4 separate regions of the Mus musculus genome follow, and regions 1, 2 and 3 are each linked to region 4. The links are chromatin loops, found by intact Hi-C in ENCODE. Cell type or tissue: gastrocnemius. All regions are shown on one strand.

Region 1 (5,000 bases), 96 kb before region 4:
ACTACAGGAAGGGTATCTTTGATGGACAGAGACACTGGCCAGACCTGGAGTGGTCTGGACACCCCACCGGGGTACCTTCATTCCACCTGCTACCCTTTGCTCTTTGGTAGGCCTGCCCAGGCAGTAAATGCAAATGCTTGCTGGTGGGCTTAGATTTCTGCTGTGGTTATCACAGTAAGATGACGAATGCATTCCTCTAGGAGCTGCTGAAGATTAAAGGCCCGGTTGATAAGGGCCTGGCTCGTGGCAGTGTCATGTGCTAGGACTCCTCGAGAGAGAGAGGAGGTATTCAGATCTGAGCAGGCCTTAACTCTAGGGCGGTAAACCAAGTCTGGCTTCTAGCCTATGCAGCTCCAGACACACAAACACGGAGTGCCAGCGACCCCTGCTGGCCTCTGGGTGAAGTGCATGCCCAGGGCATCCATGCTGCAGACAGGTCAGACTCAGAGGTTGAGCTACTCTAGAGGGCCTGGTATAGGGAACGCTGCTGCGCAGGCCTACACATCAACGCAGAAAGCCTTAACCAGAGCTGCATCTGTCCTGAGTTGTCTGTGGACATTTTCTGCAACCCCAGATGCCAGCGTGTCGCTTTGACCTGGAAGAGCCTTCAGAGGTCATGGCTTATGCACAAAACGGTGCTTTCACATCAGCGTATGCTTGGCTTATGCAGACTGATATCCCCAGAATGAGACTAGGAATGACCCAGGAGGCTACACCTCAGCTCTGGGATGGTTAGCCAGGGATCACGCCACCCCCAGAACAGCAAAGTTCTCCAGGTTCCAGGCCTCTGGTTCCAGGCCCAGTGTCCTACACCAGCTTGATGCCCCTCTCGATTGTTGCCCTACAGTGCATCCCAAAACTTGGTAGGCACAAAACATTTTGTCATCGTCATAGATGGTCAGGAATTAGGCAGTGGCAATAGGATGGGTGTGCTCCTGCCTGCTGAGGGCCTATCGGGCTGGGTTTCAAAGGACTGGGTGGGACCCACTTCCACAGTGACATTCTAGCTCCTGGGCAGGAAAGCATGATTGGCACTGAGGTCTTCTGAGGCTGCTCTTGACAACATTCTAGTATTATACTACTGGCCTGGCACAGGGGTGCCTTGGCGTCCCAGCAATGACCTTCTGTCACATGACAGCATCACTTGACATCCCTCCATGAATCAAAACAGTTACAAGCCTGCAAGACCCAGAGAGGGGTGGCAGACCAACTCTGCCTCTTCATGGGAAGGCCATTGGGGAGTCTGCAGCTGTTCTGCAAAACACAGCATGCCCAGGCACCAGGGCAGTTCCTAAAATGTGTGCCCCGTTCCCTCCAAGCCCTGATACTCCCGCCTGGAGCTCAGAATTGGTCCCTCTGTGCCTGTGGAGGAAAAGGTGACTGAGAAGAATAGCCCTGGACCGGATGCAACAGTGGGTGGCTGTGAGGGGGTTGCTGTAGAAAGGGAGCTGGAAGACGCCTCAAATGACATGGTTTGGCTTACTGGGCCCCAGGTTCTCACATGTATGGGCACATGTGCATGTGTTGGACGGGCACGCATGAAGGTCAGAGGGCAAGCTCAAGTGTTTATCCTCAGAATGCTGTCTACCTCCTTAGAGTGTGTCTCTCATGAGCCTGGAGCTGAGTAAATAGTATAGACTGGATGGCCAGTGTGCCCTGGTATACGTACCACCACACCTAGCATACACACACACACACACACACACACACACACAGGTTCTGGGGGTGAACTCAGGCCCACATACTGACAACGCTCCTATTTCTAAATCTGAGTACTTACAAGCAAGGGAAGGGTGACAAGCATGAATGCAATAAAGAGGAAATAGTTCCTTAGCTGCCCCTGTCCCTCCGTATCTGCTAGACTGCCAGGAAAGGGACGAGTAGTGACTCCTATTGGCCAGCAGAGGGCAGCACAGTACCGCTCTGCAGCATCAGAAGTTGAGCTAGCAGATGGATGGATGGAGGCTGGGCTAGGATCAGAACCTCCACATCCCTGGTAAGGGTGGGCTGCTGCCTGATCCAGCATGTGACAGCCACGGAAGCAGGGGTTGTATTCCTCAGGCCTACTGCACAGGAACATTTTATCTGACTGCCGGGATGAGTGCGGTGTGTGTGTGTGTGTGTGTGTGTGTGTGTGTGTGTGTGTGTGTAACAGCACACAGTTATATCCCATACACAAGCACTTAGTATGCAAAGTATCCATGTGTCTGAACAGTTACAGTTTAAGGCTTGTTCCTGTGTGTCTGTGTGAGCATGTCCCGAAGCTATCACTTGCCCAGGGTGACCAGCAGCCCCACTTGGAAGTGTTCCCCACAAAAGATCTGGTGTCATCATCGCAGGGACCAGGGGGCCTCACTACGGCCCTTGGGAACCCCTCCCAGACATATCCCTCCCTCTGCTCAGCCCCAGTTATCTCTAGCTTCTACCCATCTGACCGGTCCATCATTGCACTTTGATCCTTTCCTGGATGTCTTATCTCCATTTTTTTTTTTTTTAAAGTCCTCCTTGAAGGAGACCTGGGGACCCAAAGATCCTGGCACCAGGTAGTCTGGCTTAGGTAATAGAGGAAGGAACCGAGGTAGCCTTCTAGGACACAGTTGGACTTAGAGGTAGTAGGGAGTCTTGCCTACTGAGCAAACTATGGGCCAGGGCTTTTGAAACTCCATGAAGCACAGGTGTAAACGGATGGAGGGGAAGTTAATACTGCCATCCTTGCTTGACAGACAGAAACCTGACCCAGAGAGAAACAGTGTGGAGCCAAGGTTTACAAAGTAACTGTCCGGCTGGGACTTAAACCTAGGACTTCTGAGCACTGCTATTCTCCTTGCTGGGATAAAATACTGAACAAAAGCAGCTTAGGAGACTTGACTCACAGCCCATGGGGTAAAGGCATGCCAGTGGAAGCAAGCTGCATCCTGTCAGGAAGTAGAGAGATGAACATTTGTGTGTAGCCTCTTTCTCCTTCTTATGCAGTCTGGAACTCGAGTCCACGGGATGGATGCTCCCACCGTCATTTAGGGTGGGCCTTTCTTCCTCAGGAAAAGCCTTCTGGAAATGCTCACACAGATATAGTAAGGCATGCCACACGATTCTCAGTCTTGTAAAACTAACCTTGAAGATAACCAACCCAGGCACGGGACACACAATACTCTATGATGAAATTCTGGGAAAATCTAATCCACAGGACCAAAAGCAGAACCACAGCACGGGAGCCAGGGCACCGTGTCAGGATGGCGGTGACTACCAAGATCACCAGGGAACGTTTTAGGTGCCTGATTCTTATGGCCAGTGGCAGTGCGCTGTCAAAACACCCAACCAAATGAGTGTTTCTTATATGTAACTCATCCTTTATTGAAAGTTAGGGCTTGGGGCCAGCAAATAAAGGGCTGGGTGTCCATGTGGGTTTAAGCATCAGTTCCATCTTGAAGCTACCATCTATTTTATTGCCTCCTGTTTGGAAACATAGAGAGAGAAACTGGGTCCATAGAAACCCCACAAGCTCCCATTAGTGCCAGTGGTCTGTTTATCTGTGAACAGGACAAAGGCTTTTCCGGGGAGTTCACTCCTACTCCTGCCGCTGTTGCTGGCTTTCAGACTACAGGTGGAAACTAACTCCACCCTGCTGGTGCAGACAAGAAAAGAGGTATCTGAGTACTGTAACACTGTGCTGTGCCTGTAAACGCTGCCAGCTCTTCCATCCACAGTAGACACAACTCCTGCCAAACTGAACAGTGATTCAGGAGCAAACAGACCACTGAAGCCAATCCCATGGTCTCCTAGCCCACAGGTCAGAAGGAATGTGTGTCCCACATGCTAGTCACCTTCCAGATGAGCAGGGGCAGGGGGGTTGTGTATACCTTTGTTTGTGGGCAAGTGCATGTGTGTGCACATGTACAGCTGTCTGTACATGGACCGGAGAAGGTAGCTCCAGATGCCATAAACCTTAACTATCTTTCTGTCTCCACCCAGCACAGCATTGGGGTTACAGGCCTGTGTGCAGCTCTGCCTAGCTATTTATGTGAGTGCTGGGATCTTAGCATGGCGCTTACCCAGGAAACCATCTCTGCGGGCCCCACGAGGCTCCCCCTTCCACACATTTGTTTAGGATCTTAGCATTCCTTGCTTCGTCCCTTCTTCTACAGTCTCAGCACCGCCCTTGATGGGCCTGTGCTCTCTGTCTGTCACATCTGTCTCTCACTTTTCCCACTCAGCTGTTTCCAAGTCTTTTACTGTATGCAGTGTTAAAGTGAACCTCACAGCACACCTCCTTGTCATCCTCTATACTGCCCTTGCACACCCTCCCCCAACCACCAAGTCACTCTGTGGGGAGCACCCTGCCACACACCTGCTTCGAACTCTGCGTTCTGAGCCCATAGGGCATGCATGCGCTTGTTGAGATGCACTGATAAAGATTAGCACTAGTATAGTGGCCTCCACTCTGCCCACACACAGGCTACCACGGTCTGCTCACTGACCATGCCAAGGGATGCAATGGCTGTTTTAGCACATTTCTCTGGTGGTGGCCTGACTTGGCTTTCTGGTCTCTGGATCTGTCTGTATGAAGCACTTGCTCAGCCTTCTGCCCATTTCCTACTGAGGTCATCTTTCACTGACTTGCAGGAATGCTTCTGACACCTAACCCGTGGCAGTGTCACCCCACTGCAGGTGCCAGCTTCCAGCTTCTGGACCTCCATGCAGGCCCCTGCCAACCCCTAAAGCCAGTGCAGCTAAGACAGAAGAGAGGGGGAAAAGAGAAAATGGGAAGTGAACTGCTGGTTCAAATCCCACATACTAAGTGGAACAAAATATTTACAGGGCCATGACAAAAATATACAGACCCTTTCTGTACTTCAATGTTCCAGTAAAAGGAACGAGTGAGTGTACAAAGACCTACCAGCTAAAATAAATGTTATGAAAGAATATAAAAAAATAGTATAAAATGAATCTAATAACCATGTTCTTTTACTGAAAACTTCATGCTATGGGGAAATGACACAGAA
Region 2 (5,000 bases), 61 kb before region 4:
CTCAGCTACTGCACTCTGAGCCACCCCGCGTGTGCTCCTCATCTAGGGGATAGGACAAGGGGTAGGGGAGGCAGAAGTCAGGCCCCTGGCTCCTCCCATCCAATGCGTCTCGCCACCACACCCATCCTCAACCTAATTTCAAGGCTAAAGACTTACCTGATTTAAAACTGGCTTTAAGGGCAAACTGATACTCCTAACAAATGCTTTAGGAACCATGGTTAGTAATTTTATCTAGTTCTGGCTGAACATAACCTACCATGACAGTCTCTGAGGATAAGGTAATAATATGCTGTGAAAACCATTCAGCAGACAAAGAAAAGCTACAAGAGGTGACCTGCTCTGACAATTACTGTTGGAGTGGCCCTTCTGGGCAGGTTTAGAAATACTCACAACACATTATTTACTACGGACTTTTAGATCTACTGCATAGAACCATGGACCTAAGATTTGAAAGAAAACTCCTATTTAGCAAAGTTCACTTCAATTAAAACAATAAAACAGGATCTAGGGAGATAGCTCCGTCTGTAAAATGCTGGCTGTGTGTGTGCCCTGAATCTCCAGAACCCACGTACAGCCAGGAGGGGCAGCATGTGTCTGTAATGCCAGAATCCCCACAGTGAGGAGGCGGAGGGGAGCCACAGCATTCGTGGGCTGCCTAGCCTTGCAGACACAGCAACAAACAACCTGCCTCAAAAAGATTTTCCTCTGACTTTCACATACAAACTGGGGCATGTGTCTACACTTACACACGAGTGCTCTCACACACACACACAAATACACACATGAACACAGACGAATAGATACACACACCAAAGACAACATTCTGCAATACAAAGGGGAGCCAATGTGATTACCAATGGCTGCAAGGACCACTGATCACTAGGAGTCTCACCTTCCTGACGCTGTGTGACACCCTTTCAAACACCTTCATCTGCTCAAAAGAAGGCAGTCCTGCATACATGGGGAGGACCCGGAGGTGTTTCTTCATCCCAGTGCGAGCCAGCGCCCGGGCCTGCTCGATCAACATGGACACAACAGTCTCTACTTCTTCCTAAACACGGGACCAGAAAGCGAAGAAGCCGGTCAAGCCGTCATACTGAAGGAGCAAACGCTGGAACGGGGCTTTAGCTGTGGTCACCTTCAGAAGCTGCTGTGCTGCCATGTCCCACTCAGGATGGCACTTTACCAAATGCTACCAAACGACAGTGTCAAAGGAGTAAAGCTCTGTAACTGTACAATTAATTAGTAAAACTAAACCATCCGTAGTTAATAGAAGAGTTCCCATGAATAAAACAACAAGGAACTGGAGAGATGGCTCAGTGGTGAAGAGGCTCTACTGCTCTTGCAGAGGACCAGAGCTCAGTTCCCAGCACCCATGTCAGGCAGCTTACTCTGCCTGTGCCTCCAGCTCCAGGGATCCAACACCCTCTTCAGGCCTGCACACAGGCACCTGCACTCGCTGCACATAGATGACCTACATAGACACATAACTCTTTAAATGACTATTTTTACACAACTTTTATGGACTGGGGTAAACAGCATCCCCTGTGTATGGACATGCTGTGCATATGGGCAAGCTGTTACCTATGAAATCATTAAAAGCTTTCCTGAGGACAGATACTAACTATGGGAAATGTTGGGCAGTGGAAAAGATTGCAGCTGGAGGTGGTTGGAGTGGCATTACAACCTTAAGACAGTATTCTGGTTGATTCAGTTGTACCTGCAGAATGAGCTGGAGAGAGGTCACAATCAAAGGACCCACTCCTAACTTAGGCCCCTTGGGAAATGGTGCCCAACTGTTTGGTCACAGGATGAGACTGTAATACGCATGAAGCACAACGTACCTAACGCACCATCAACTATGGCAAAGGCGGCAGCCACTGACACAGAACCTAGCTTACTCTGAAATCAGCGGATACGTTTGAACTATCAGAGCAGGAGAGATGGCTCAGAGGGAAAAAGCACTAGCCAGTCTTTCAGAGGACCTGGGTTCAGTTCCCGGCACAGGCAGATCAGAATCATCTGTAACTCTAGCTCCAACAGATCTGACACCCTTTTCTGGCCTCCACTGCACCCACATGGTACATATACATACACAAAGGCTCACACACATAAAATTCAAATTTAAAAAATTCAATTAACCCTCTACAGACAGACTAGGGATGAGCTAATGACCCCTCACAATCTGGATGGTAGAGGACCAATAGGCCACTAGATGGCATCAAACCAGTAATTTTTTTCTTTCATGCAATTTAGCAACTACAAGACACAATTAAACAAGACACAAGGAGCTGGCTGCTCTTCCGGAGGACCTGGGTTCAGTTCCCAGCATCCACATGGCAGCTCACAATCACCCCTTAACTCCAGTTCTGGGAGACCTGACACTATTTTCCGGCCTCCTCAGGAACCAAGCAGGTAGACAAAATTTTAAAATACATTTAAAAAAGAAAAAAAATGAAAAGAAAAAAAAAAACAACAAATGACTAAGAACAAGACTTTATGCTAGCTCTGTGCTGTCTTAGCATGTCTGTGCAGAGGGACTGGGTGGAGTTACCTGGCCAGTAAGAAAGGCTAGTATGTCTCCATCTCCTTCTGTCTGATGAATTTTTACCACGGTGTCCACAGTTGCCTTGATATAATCTGGAACAGGACTGGGAAAATGTATGAGGAAAAAGATCATCACTGGAACACGCTCATTAATCACAGATCAATTACCCTAATAACCTGGCAGCCAAACCTCATCAGAGTGAATCCGGGCCAGCCCAGCAGGTAATTAACATATAGAGAAGTAAAATACATACACACTCCTTTATTTCCAAGGGCAGCAACCAATAACTGAGGGTGTATCTCAATGATACAGCACTTGCCTAACACATGTAAGGTCCCAGGTTCAATCCCCAGCACAAGAAAGAAAAGAACAACATTAAATGTAGCACTTCTATGCATAATTACATGTAAACAATGGGTTTGGGCTATATTTCCTAAGAAATAACGTTCTAAAAGATAGAATGTTCTGGAAGCTGGACCTGCACTATTGCTGGATTGAGTCTTGATACTTCTGTGCAAATTTACCTGTGGCCACTGCCTCAGCAGGAGAGTAAAGCAGCAAGAGGCTAATGGGAAGTGCATAGAAGTTATTTATCTTCAGCATGCAAAAATGCCAAGTCTCAGAAAACCAAGGGCTTCAGTTTCAGTGCAGAGGCCCACTGCCCAAGTTAGCCTTTCTACTGCTTGCTGTGATGAAACACCATGACAAAAAGCAAGCTGGGGAGGAAAGGCTTATATATCCCAAGTCACAATCCATCACTGAAGGAAGTCAGGACAGAGACTCAAACAGGCAGGAACCTGGAGCTAGGAGGTGATGCAGACAGTGGTCATGGAGGAGGGCTGCTTCCTGACTTGCTCCTAATGGCTTGCTCAGCCTGCTTTCTTAAAGCCCAGAACCACCTTCGAAGGGCTAGGCCCTCCCTCATCAATAACCAGTTAAGAAACTGCATTACAGGCTTGCCTAAAGCTCACACTCAGGGAAGCATTTTCTCAGTTGAGGCTTCCTCCTCTCAGGTGAGCTAGCTAGTGTCAAGGTGATAAGAAACTAACCATCAGAGCACACCCATCATCTTCCCAGCCAGCACCAATGGCTGAGTGAATGGAAATGGCAGACATTCCCTCCAGCCAGAAGGACCCAAAGATGAAGTTTATAGCTCTGGACTTATCAGGTGCTAAACTAGGCCCAGTAACTAGATAGAGTAAATTAGAACGGCCCCTTTCTTATTCAAAGGGACTTCTCCCAAAAATTCGAGCTAGGTCTCCTTGTTAAGGATGTAAGGGACTGAAAGACTCAGCACTGCTTCCCTTACTGATGGCACTCTGGAGAGCCCCAGTTCAGAAAACTGCCACACCACCTCCCGTCGGCCCACCTGACTCTCTCCGCCTGAACTGACGGCCACAGGTGCATGTAAATGTGAGCAGGAGAATCAAACTCTGAATCCAACAATGATGCTGGTCCAGCGTCCCGAATTCTGCCAGGAACAGGAGCTGAGCCATACTCCTCCCTGGAGGCAGATGATCTTCCCTATTATCCTGCGTGACAGCTGAGGTCCCAAATCACCATCACCAAGAATCAAACATTCTCAAACCTTTGTAGGTAAAAGATATCCACTGGAAATGTCCGTCCTTCCACTGTGAGCGTCACAGAGGTATCTCTGGCTGGGTCACTGGTCTCATTCTGGTTAAAGAAATCTCGAAATTTCTAAAAATAAATAAATACATAACTAAAAAAAAGAAAGAGGATGGTTCAGAGTAATCAACAGAAAGAAAGAAAATATAAAACTGGCAGAGGTAAGTGGGATCACAAAACTCAGACACACAAGCGTGCACACTGCAGAATAGCTTGTTTTACTTTAGAGACAGGCTCTGATGTGGTCCAGCTAGGCTCTAACTCACTAAATAGCTGAGGTTAGCCCTGCACCCCTGATCCTCCTGCCTCCACTTCTTGACTGGGATGACAGGTGTGCACTATCACATCACACAAAATGATTTTCTACATTCACAAAATTCTTTTTTTTTAATAGCTCCACCAGGCCATCTCCCCACAAGCTTTCATTTGTTGAAGACAGGGTCTTGATACTCAACTCAAGCAGACCTGAAACTCTACGTAGCCCAGATTAGACCCAAGCTCAGTATCCTCCTGCCTCTGCCTCCTGAATGCTGGGATTGCAGACATGCATCACCACAGCCAGCTAAATTTACTTTTCTCTTATTGAAATTGCAGAGGAAATTTCAATGGCAGATGCTAAAAGTTTGATTATAAATAAAGGTTAGACTTCAATGAACCTCAGCTGATGCACAGCTGTGGTAACTTTATCCCCGTCCTCTGTAGTTTCTTTAGCTGAAAATTAGGTGTGGCTCAAGTTTGGTACAGGTTAAATCAGACTGAGGGATAGCTAATCTAGAAAACACATATCTAATCACACAAGGTTATCAATTCACAAAGGTTTCCT
Region 3 (5,000 bases), 85 kb before region 4:
ACGGGGACACAGGGGAGTGTCTGTTATGGCCAGTCTCTGTCCTCACCCTGACTATATCTAGAATGAACTAAACCCAAGCAGCTGGGCACATCTGTGAGGGACTTTTCCTAAATAAATCACCTGAAGTGGGAAGACCTACTCTTAATCTGACCTTTGAGGCTGTAAGATCCACCTTTAATCTGGGCCACACTGCCGGCAGCCTATAGAAAGACCACGGAGGGCAAAGCTTGCTCTCTCTGCCTGCTGGCTCGTGCTCTTGCTGACAAGCCCATTCCTTCACTGGCATTAGAGCCTACTTCTTCAGGGTTCCGGAATATACTCAGCCTTGTGGACTGAGCAACTACTGGATTCTTGGATCTTCTGTTGGTAGACAGCCATTGCTAGACTAGCGGGACCACAGCCTATAAGCCATTCTAATAAATCCCCTTTAGGTAGGTAGGTAGGTAGGTAGGTAGGTAGGTAGGTAGATAGATAGATAGATAGATAGATAGATAGATAGATAGATAGATAGATAGATAGATAGATAGATAGATAGATAGATAGATGGGACAGACAGACACACAGACACACACTGATTCGCTCATTCACTCAATCAGTCCTGTCCCTCTAGAGAACCCTGAATAACACACTGTTACATACATCCCAGGTCTCTGCCTAACTCTCCAAACTCTTGCACAAGGGAATAAATTCTAAATAGGAAACAACACAGGTAAGAAGAGGGTTTGGGGTTGCTGAGAAATACACAAAATAGGGCATGTGATGGTTTGTATATCCTTGGACCAGGTAGTGGCACCATCTGAAGGTGTGGCCTTGTTGGAATAGGTGTGGCCTGGTTGGAATGGGTGTGTCACTGTGGGTGTGGATATAAGATCTTCACCCTAGTTGCCTGGAAGTCAGTCTTCCACTAGCAGCCTTTGGATGAAGACATAGCTCAGCTCCTCCTGCGCCTTGCCTGCCTGGATACTGCCATGCTCCTACCTTGATGATAATGGACTGAACCTCTGAACCTGTAAGCAAGCCCCAATTAAATGTTTTTTATAAGACTTGCCTTGGTCATGGTGTCTGTTCACAGCAGTAAAACCCTAACTAATACAGGGCATTAGAGCAGATATTACATAAGGCTATGCCAGTCTCTTGCTGAACACCCAAGATGAAATGTGTAGACCAAGGCATTCTAAGAGTGGCAGAGAACCATTATTGGAGAAATATGCTGGAGGTCTGCACACAGCTGGACACTGCTCATGGACCAGTGCACAGACATCACCAAGAGTCCTAGACATTTGATCAGACAATAAAAAAGAAAAAGAAGAAGGAGGAAGGAGGAGGAAGGAGGAAGAAGGAGGAGGAAGGAGGAGGAAGGAGGAGGAGGAAGGAGGAGGAAGGAGGAGGAAAGAGGAGGAAGGAGGAGGAAGGAGAAGGAAGGAGGAGGAGGAGGAGGAGGAAGAGGAGGAGGAAGAAGAAGAGGAAGAAGAGGAGGAGGAGGAGGAGGAGGAGGAGGAGGAGGAGGAGAAAAAGAAAAGATATGTCTTTCATGGATGGCTAAGACCTGCCCCATTAAAGACTGAGATCAAGGCTCAGCAGAATCCAGTTATGAGCCATAAACTAACTCAGCAAGGAAGAAACTGACATCACCTATGAAAAGAAACTTCAGATTCAGTTAACACAGCACCTATAATAGTGAACGTAAAACACGGACACGAAGCTACTAGACAAGAGAAGCTTGTCTGGTTATGAGACGGGCCAAAACCCAATCAAGGCTGAAGTGACAGCCATGCTGAGTTAAGTGGCTTCTAAAGCGTGTGTGTGTGTGTGTGTGTGTGTACGTGTACGTGTGCATGTGCGTGTGCGTGTGTGCGTGTATGCAAAGATCTGAAGAAAAAGGTAGGTGTAACGAATGAGCACAGAGAATAAGAGGCAGAGAGGAATCAAATACAAGAACAGAAAAGTGAGGTGCCCAGGACCCCTCAGATGGCTTAACTGCCAATGGGGCCCTGCAGAACCGACCAGTAATACTGAGAAACTGTCCAAGTGAAGTTCGGGGAAAAAAAGACCAGAGCCTTTGTGATGAATAAGACACAAACAAGTGCTGGGTAGAACGTGTGTGTGACTGGAGCTTCAGAGGGCCAAGATTAGAGCAGAAAAAAAATATAGATTTAAAGGAAAAACCCCATGTTGCCCTAATATAACTATAGACATCTGCTCACAGATCTAGACAGTTCAGTTAACTCTGAGAAGGAGACGTAGGAAGAAAAGTATCTCATAGGTCAAACGGCTGGAAAAGGAAAAAAAAAAACCAAAAACCAAAAACCTCAAGAGTAGCTACAGGGGTGAAACAAGACCCCCTGCAAACCCAGGACGGCCTGAAGAGGACAGAGACACTGCACACAGATGCAAGAGATGAGAAACAGCAACAAAAGTCATTCAAGGAAGAATTCCATGGAGGAAAACTAGCCTTCAAAAATAAAAATGAAACAGTACTCCTGCAAATAATCAAGGAGCAGGGGTGCTCATCAACAGGGGGCGCTGAAGATACACTAAAGGAGGGTCTGCAGGCAGGGACCCACACAGCCACAGGGGACAACAGGAAGGAAGGCTCTATGCTGTAATCTGTGGGAGACACAACTAACTGTTCAAAAACAATACCCACAGACTGCCAAACATAGTATAAACATGTGCAGAAATAAGAGACTGACCAGCAAAGCACAAAAGCCATTTGGTAAAACCAGCAACCTGGTGTAGGTTCCTCCCAGTACAGCTGAGCAGTGTGATACTAATTCAAGACCAACCATGAGGAGGCAAAGCCCATTAAGAAATAAACTACAGGACTTTAAAAAAAAAATCATTAATTTGAAAAGCAGTAAAATAGTTTTTAAAAGGAACAAAGGTTAAAATGTACTAACAGAAAATAATTCCAAGGCAGCGTGCTTACAGTCATCAGCAATCACTAAGTTCAACTTCCAGCCCCCACGCACACTTCACATAATAATAATTACTCTACATAACTTACCATTGCAATTCACTCAATTTCTTAAGTTAGTTAATTGATTAAATTGATTAATGAGAGCACAGTACAGACTGAACAGTTCCTGGCCCACACCCAGTCTTTCAAGCGCGGTTGGCCATCTTTGAATTGAGTCATGTCAGAAGGAGGCATGGACTTTGGGGCAATGAATGAAAAACAGAAACCTTAAATCTGTTATCCAACAATGCGGGGGAGGGAGAGCATGGAGCGGACTACATAGCGGGTTTCAACCGCCCTGAGCCTTTTCTTATGGGGTTGCAGGATTTGTTTGTAACTGCACTTCCCTATGAAGGCAGTGAAGGTGTTTTCAGAGGTTCTGGGGTACAGTGGTGATTTAGGGGGGCTGGAGGGAGCTGGGAATGATTTAGGGTACTACTGAAGAACACACAGAGACTGAAGACCATGAAGAGGCTACTGCTTGTCTAGGGCCATGCTCTACCCATTCCTACCGTTCCTTGTTGATAAAAGTGGGGAGCCAGCTCCAGCAGCCAAGCAGATTCTATGGCGGTCACATCTCGCATGTAATACTTGGAGGTCTGTATTACTTCATTGTAGATAACCCTGAAACAGAGAATAAACATGAGACCCACAATGACAAGACCCACAAGCCGTCTCTGCACTCACCACAGCAGGTGTGTTTCACCCGTGTGTGAGGCTTTACACACGGGCTGTTCACTCAACCTGCTGGCCCGAGCTGTTAGGTCAGTGTGCCTCGGAGGCAACTCTGCATCCTGTACGATTTCCAGGGCTCTGCAGTTATCCACCAAGGGCTTTCTAGATCATGGTCTGCACTTAGAGAACTCTGAATACAACTTAAACGACTTAATTAGAAAGCACAGAAATGGACTCAAGGGTTTGACTGTTCTGAAAGTTACTAGAAAATGACTATAAAGACCCAGACAATAACTTTCCAGAGCAATGAAAGTATTTTAAATATAGTTTGGTGTGGAGCTTGCACGTCTGTCAAAACCCACCTTTCACTGTACATAATTACATCTTAAAGAGGAAAAAATACATATCTAAAAGTTTGTTACTAGGGCCAGTAACAAACCTAAGAGCAAGGGATGTTTTGTAAGCCCTGGACTCAGGAATCCGTAGAGTAAACACGAGTTTCTGAACTATGGGAAGAATTAACTATAAATACAAAAGCCACACTTTGTCTCTCAAACACCAGTAAAGGAATCGGGGCTGGTGGGAGGAGGAGGCAGGGCGGGAATGTAACAGTTACCTAACATGCTCAAGGCCTGGGGGTTCACCCCAACACAGCAAGGGAGGGAAGGAGAGCGGGAAGAGCGAGGGAGGGAAGTGAGGAAGGAGAGAAATGGGGGTGGGATGGAGGGAGAGGGAGCTGGAGAGGAAAGCGGCACTGCAGTTTGGTGCCCATGGACTTCTGTCTTCTCACGGCAGCAGAGAAGCCCTTGGAAAGTCAGCACCACTGTCACACTCCACCTAGGAAGCTTCTATATCTGACTGGCTACAATCGGAAACACTGCCAGGACTTGTTTAAAGAGTCCCCCGCCCCCACCTCACCCCGGTTCTGACTGAGGAAGGCTGGGTGCGAGTGGTTCCAGGGGAGGCTGCTGCCTGCAGAGCAGGGTACGAGGTCCTGACACGGTGCTCCCAGACTGTCCTTCCCACGGCTCACCACACATGCACTGTTCTTTCAGCTCCTAAAGAGTCCAGTGTTGCTCTCTTTAAATTTTCTAACCTTTGACAATCTATATTTTTGTAAAATACAATATAAATAAATTAGAAATCAGAAATAAACACAAACTACAAGCTGAAATTAGCATGGACCTGGGAAGGTATAACTGCGTGACTTGTGAAAACACCTTAAAGTATGTGTGCTGTCTCCTGCTGCTGCACTTGCCCCGCCCACCTTCCCAGCCAGCACTGCAGATGGAACCAGCCCTGGTCACCTCATTCCCACTGTCAGCTCATTCCCAGGCCCCCAAGACAGGTACCTCCTTCATGCTGC
Region 4 (5,000 bases):
AAAATGCTCATTGGGTTTCCCACCTTTCTCCGTGGGAACGCCCAGCTTCCAGAGACAGGGATGTAGGGGAGGTGTAAAGGAAGTAGGTACAGAGGGAAGCAGGAGGCCCCATCCACTGATGTTTTTCAGATTGCAAGAAAGATAGGGAAGTCTGCTGTAGCTGTGATCCCTTTTAAGGCAAGTTTTCCTTCTGACCTCTAGCTCTAGTGCCTTCACCCAACTGAGCAAAAGGTTAGAGCAGCCCACACCTCTGCCTTTCCTGGAGACCAGGTCTTTCCTTCTCAAGGTGTCCCCAAGGAGTGCTCAAATTCTCCTCCCAGAGGGAAGCTTTGGGCATGCACCCTTAGCCCACAATTTTGCCTCTTCCAAACGCTTTATAATTTTGTACTGAACTCACAAGTGAAACATTTCCAGCATCAAACGGACCCTCAGCCCACCCAAAGCTCACAGGATTAACATGAATCCAGCCATAGCCATACTATTCCCTGAACAGCTTGGTCACCTACACTCTTATCCTCAAAGTCCTGCCTGTCAGGTACAGAACCAGCATCAGAACTTTGGCTTTGGCACTAGGAAGGCAGAGGCAGGAGGATTGCCTGAAATTGAAGCCTGTAAGTTCCAGGTAAGCCTGGGTTACAGTGACCTTGTCTTGCAGAGAGGAAAACAAAAAACAAAAGACAAAAACAGAACGCAAACTTGCTCCTAGACTTGGTGATGTCAACCTGATCCGCACCCTAACATATAGCGGTGCCAGGCCTACTAAGTCTTGACATGGTCTGAGGCTTTGCCCGTCATGTTCCAGGCAGTCAAAAGGTCTGGGAATGGAGCAGTGTTCACCAGCATGCAAACTTGTAGCCACACCCTCCCAAGTGGAGCCCTTTCTCCCTGATCTATGGCAGGCCAGACTCTATACTCCACCCCAGGCCAATCGGGCAGTCTGACACTAGCTAAGATAAAAACCCATTGTAACCAGTGGCTTATCTAAAGCACAAATATTTGCATTTTGGATCAATGCTACTTGGAACAGTCCCAGGCACTGTGGGTTAAAAATATCTCCCACCAGACTCACTCACAGAAGTGAAAGAGATAAACCGACTGCTCGAATTTATCTGTCTACAACATTAAGAAGCGTGGAAAAGTGGTAATTACAGATCTCCCCATGGTCTCCGGGTATCATCTTTTGGGTAAAACTAAGCTTTTACTTAGCTCCTGAAAGTGAGACCTAATGTCAGCTGACGTCCCTGGAATTCTGCAATCCACTTTGGTTTGAACTAACAGTCGCTCTGTTCCAGGGGTACCAATAACAGAAGTTGGAACTACGACATGACTCAATTTTCAGAAGGCCGATGCTCCTCCCCTACCCGCTGCCAGGGGGCCGCTCACCTCTCGGGCGGAGCGCAACTGCTGGCGCAGCGCATCCTTGCAGCCATACGGGCCTCCGGCGCCCGCGCCGCGGGGCTGGAAATGAGCCTCGACACGCGTGGCACCGCGGTAGGCACCCTGGTAGAAGGAAGGCCAGCCGAGCTCCAACGCCGGCGGTTCCAGGTCCGACTGCTCCGGAAAGTAGGTGCCCGACGAGCATTCGTGAGAGGAGCCGAACGAGTCCTCCGCTACCGCCGCCCCATCCTCGCCCGGCCGCTCGGCAGCGCCCAGAACCTCGCGCACCTCGTCGGCGTTGAGGAAGCGGCCCAGCCGCTCACGCCGTAAGAAGGCGGCCCAGGCGTCGGGACCACCGGCCAGCAGCTGCTCGAGAGCCAGACGCCGCGCCTCGCTGAACAGCTCCGTGGGGTTGGGCGGTCCGCACGGAGACAGGCAGGCCGCGGGAAGGTCGTCCAACAGCTCGAAGCGAGCAGCCATGGCAGTGCCCAGAACCGATCCACTTGTCTACGGTGGTAGTCTGAGTTTTTATAGGCATCTTTGAATCAAACCAGCCCGCTCTATTGGCTCGCCGCCCCGCCCCAGCAATCCCATTGGCTGGATGTCTCCCATGCGTACCAAAGGCTCTGCCCCCTCATTGCTATTGGTTGCTCCTGAGACAGAACCCGCCCACCCTCTGCTCTCACTGCCTGATGGCTGAGCGGAATTTAAATCTGACTTTACCCCGCCCTAGCGGCTCCAGAACCCTGCCAACCCGGGACATAGCCCCGCACTGTCCGAGCACGCCCCCTGCCGAGTGCCCTATAACATGGTGCTTCAAGGACTCGGACTAGGGGTAGGACTTGCTCCTGGACATGCTTATTTTGGTGTGATCAGCCTCATTGCCACTCCACCCTGCATCTAATCATTAACTTATCAATACAGAGAGCAAGTGAGAAGGAGAGAAGGACAGAGGGACGGAGGGAGGGGGAGGGAGAAGGAAGGGAAAAGATGGGGAGGAAGAGAGACAAAGAGACAGAGATAGAGCCTGGAGTGGTGGTTCATCAGTTAAGAGCACTTCCAGAGGATCTGGGTTTAGCACTGTCTCCCCTGGCAACCTCTAACCACCTATAATGCTTCCAGGGAATCTGATGATGCCCTTTCTGGTATCCACGGACACTGTATGCATACGTAGCACACAAACATACACATTAAATAAAAATAAATAAATGTCTTTTTTTCTCAGTGGTGCAGAGCTGGGGGTGGTGGCACACTCCCAGCACATGGGAGGTTAGGGTAGGAGAATCTGGAGTTCGAAGCCATCTTATTCTGTGTCAATCCTAAGAGAGGTCACAGAAGACCTTGCAAACATACACATATATATCTATATACATATACACATACATATATGCTCATACATATACATCTATATACTAATCCACTGTGGTATCTACTTCTTCGCTTAAAGGTCTCTCTCACTCTCTCTCTCTCTCCCTTTCTCATATCTTGTAGCGAAGGATGACCTTGGCTTTCTAACCCCCTGCCTCTACCTCTGTAAACTTAAAACAAACCAGTACTGCTGTGAGGATCTCCTCCCTCTCTTCATCCTTCCCTGGTTCCAGCCTTCTCAGGGAAGTTATTCAAGCCCAAAGGCAAGAGCTTCCTGTGTCCCCACTCTGGCATCCAGGATGCAGAAGACTACCTTCCTCTATCAAATCGAACCAGCTCTTGCATGTAATAAGGACAGGGGCCAGGCCTGAGGCTGTACAGTCACACAGTGTCTTTGCCTCTGTTTCCTGGGTTAAAAGCAAGGATAATCAGAGATCATAATCTATGATCCCATTGAATGACGTAGAGCATTGCTCTCCACTATAAGCTAAAGGAAAAAGCCCAGAGAGGAACATGGGAAGGCCCAGGACAAGTCAGTGGAACAGAGGAAGGGAGCACCCTGGTAACATAAATAACATAAACCAATCAAACTGTAATAAAACTGCTGCTGTAGGATATCACGTGACTTCGAAGAAAATATTTGACAGGATAAAGCCCAACACTGACCACCTATCTTTCCTTAAATTCATAAGTTTTCACCACTATCTCCCAATCTAGAAACCTCTTTAGTTCCACCTATGAATCCCCAAAGCTCCCCTGACTTGGGGACCTCCTCGGGGAGCCTTCTGGGTGCAGCCATGTCTGGGAGCCTCCCTGGCACGATCTCTTGTGGAACTCAAACCAGTCCCATGCAGACGAGGGCACAGCAGTAACCACAGTCAGACCAGCAGGTGTTATTAAAAGGAATTTAATAATCTTAATTAAAAATCCATAGCAATGAATTCCGTCACAGGCCTTGGCAGCTGGAAGTAACTCCAGAGGCACAGGCCCCTTGGTGACATGGTCAGACCCCATCTTGGAGGCATGGAGCTGCTTCAGAACGATATCAAAGATCCATGAGAATATTTTTTTAAAAAAGTTTTAAATATATTAGACTCTTTTGATTGCCATTTTTTACACAAAGCTGCTGATACAGTATACAGAGTTTTAACTTTTTTTTCACATAAAATACATTTTTTTTTCTTAAGTGTTCTCTGTACATCAGTGGCTTCTGGTCTGGTGAATTATTGCGGAGGGCTGGGTGTCTGCAGACTTTTCCTAGGTATGCAGAGCCAGGCCCCGCACAGTGGCATTTGAAGTGCCCATGAGAAGCAGGCCCTCTGGTCAACAAGGGAGAGGTCTCGGGCTTTCTAGAAAAGTGGTGGGTCACTTTAGTGGAGCTGTTGGCCCTGGCCATATGACCCTTGGCTTTTCTGTGCCCTGGGGAAGAAGGGGATATCACCAGGCTACAAATAGCGACAGTTCAGACAGTCCCAACATCGTGTAAGGATGGCCCCTCTGGAAAATATCCCAATATCCTGCTTTAGAAGAACAGGTGGGAGACAACGCCCAGAACCAGAGGGTATAGAACACTAAGAACCAAGAGTCTCACATTGTTACAAAGCTAGACTGTGTTAACCCAACCCAGAGGCCATATTTTATTTTATTTTTTATTTGGTTTTTTGGAGACAAGGTTTCTCTGAGTAGCCCTGGCTAGCCTAGAACTCACTCTGTAGACCAGGCTGGCTTGGAACTCAGAAATACAACCACTTGCCTCTGCCGCCTATGTGCTGGGATTAAAGATGTGTGCCACTACACCTGGCTGAGGGACACACTCTGGCAAGCTTCTCAAAAGTCTACAAGTTAATCAAATAGTACAGAGAAGCTTCATTAATGCTGTATATTTGATAAAGAATTATGTCCCCAAAGTCTTCAGTAGACCTGGGTTTAGGATTCATTCCAATTCCCTGAGCTACTGGCCAGAAATTCACAATCTGGTGATAGCTACCAATTTCTAATAGTTTGGGGAGCATAGGTGGGTGCAAGGAACCACAGCTCACAGGGAACTGCAGGGCACCTGGTTTGGAAATAGATGTCTTCAGTAGGAGTGAGCCATCTGGTCAACCTTGCCAGGCTTCTCCTAGCCCTTGGATCCACATCTTCCAGGGAGAGAGGCTGACACACATGGAAATGTTTAATTTGAAGAGAAGTAGTGGGCTGGTGAGATGGCTCAGTGGGTAAGAGCACCCGACTGCTCTTCCGAAGGTTCGAAGTTC

Evidence for each region. Hi-C counts contacts between places; a loop is a spot of excess contacts. Peaks named below come from ENCODE experiments on the same cell type or tissue, not always from the same donor. Only the 100,000 strongest peaks of a DNase experiment are listed, where the experiment ranks them.
Region 1: a loop joins it to region 4, with 4 times the contacts of the local background. A loop is called at or near these places in 21 of 42 quality-filtered maps.
Region 2: a loop joins it to region 4, with 4 times the contacts of the local background. A loop is called at or near these places in 2 of 42 quality-filtered maps.
Region 3: a loop joins it to region 4, with 5 times the contacts of the local background. A loop is called at or near these places in 21 of 42 quality-filtered maps.

Annotation. Positions count from the first base shown.
Region 1 is chr2:158,860,935-158,865,934 of GRCm38, reverse strand. No RefSeq gene overlaps it. Among named protein-coding and RNA genes, the nearest start is that of Gm38630, 46 kb to the left of the region's middle. In gastrocnemius, CTCF peaks have their summits at 404 (motif pointing left) and 1,900 (motif pointing right); DNase peaks (open chromatin) are centred at 391 and 1,932; H3K27ac peaks cover 1,055 bases.
Region 2 is chr2:158,825,554-158,830,553 of GRCm38, reverse strand. It overlaps Dhx35 (DEAH (Asp-Glu-Ala-His) box polypeptide 35), which reads right to left. Exons shown (of 22, transcript NM_001372513.1): 9 at 4,137-4,249; 10 at 2,555-2,651; 11 at 893-1,051. Among named protein-coding and RNA genes, the nearest start is that of Dhx35, 33 kb to the right of the region's middle. In gastrocnemius, a CTCF peak has its summit at 2,196 (motif pointing right); no DNase peak of the experiment used is centred here.
Region 3 is chr2:158,850,294-158,855,293 of GRCm38, reverse strand. It overlaps Dhx35 (DEAH (Asp-Glu-Ala-His) box polypeptide 35), which reads right to left. Exons shown (of 22, transcript NM_001372513.1): 21 at 3,472-3,583. Among named protein-coding and RNA genes, the nearest start is that of Gm38630, 56 kb to the left of the region's middle. In gastrocnemius, a CTCF peak has its summit at 2,522 (motif pointing right); a DNase peak (open chromatin) is centred at 2,523.
Region 4 is chr2:158,764,971-158,769,970 of GRCm38, reverse strand. It overlaps Ppp1r16b (protein phosphatase 1, regulatory subunit 16B), which reads right to left. Exons shown (of 11, transcript NM_001159662.1): 11 at 3,637-5,000. Fam83d (family with sequence similarity 83, member D) reads right to left here and starts at 1,872. Exons shown (of 4, transcript NM_027975.2): 1 at 1,384-1,872. The coding sequence starts at 1,857. In gastrocnemius, a CTCF peak has its summit at 2,162; DNase peaks (open chromatin) are centred at 1,502 and 1,995; H3K4me3 peaks cover 1,276 bases; H3K27ac peaks cover 416 bases.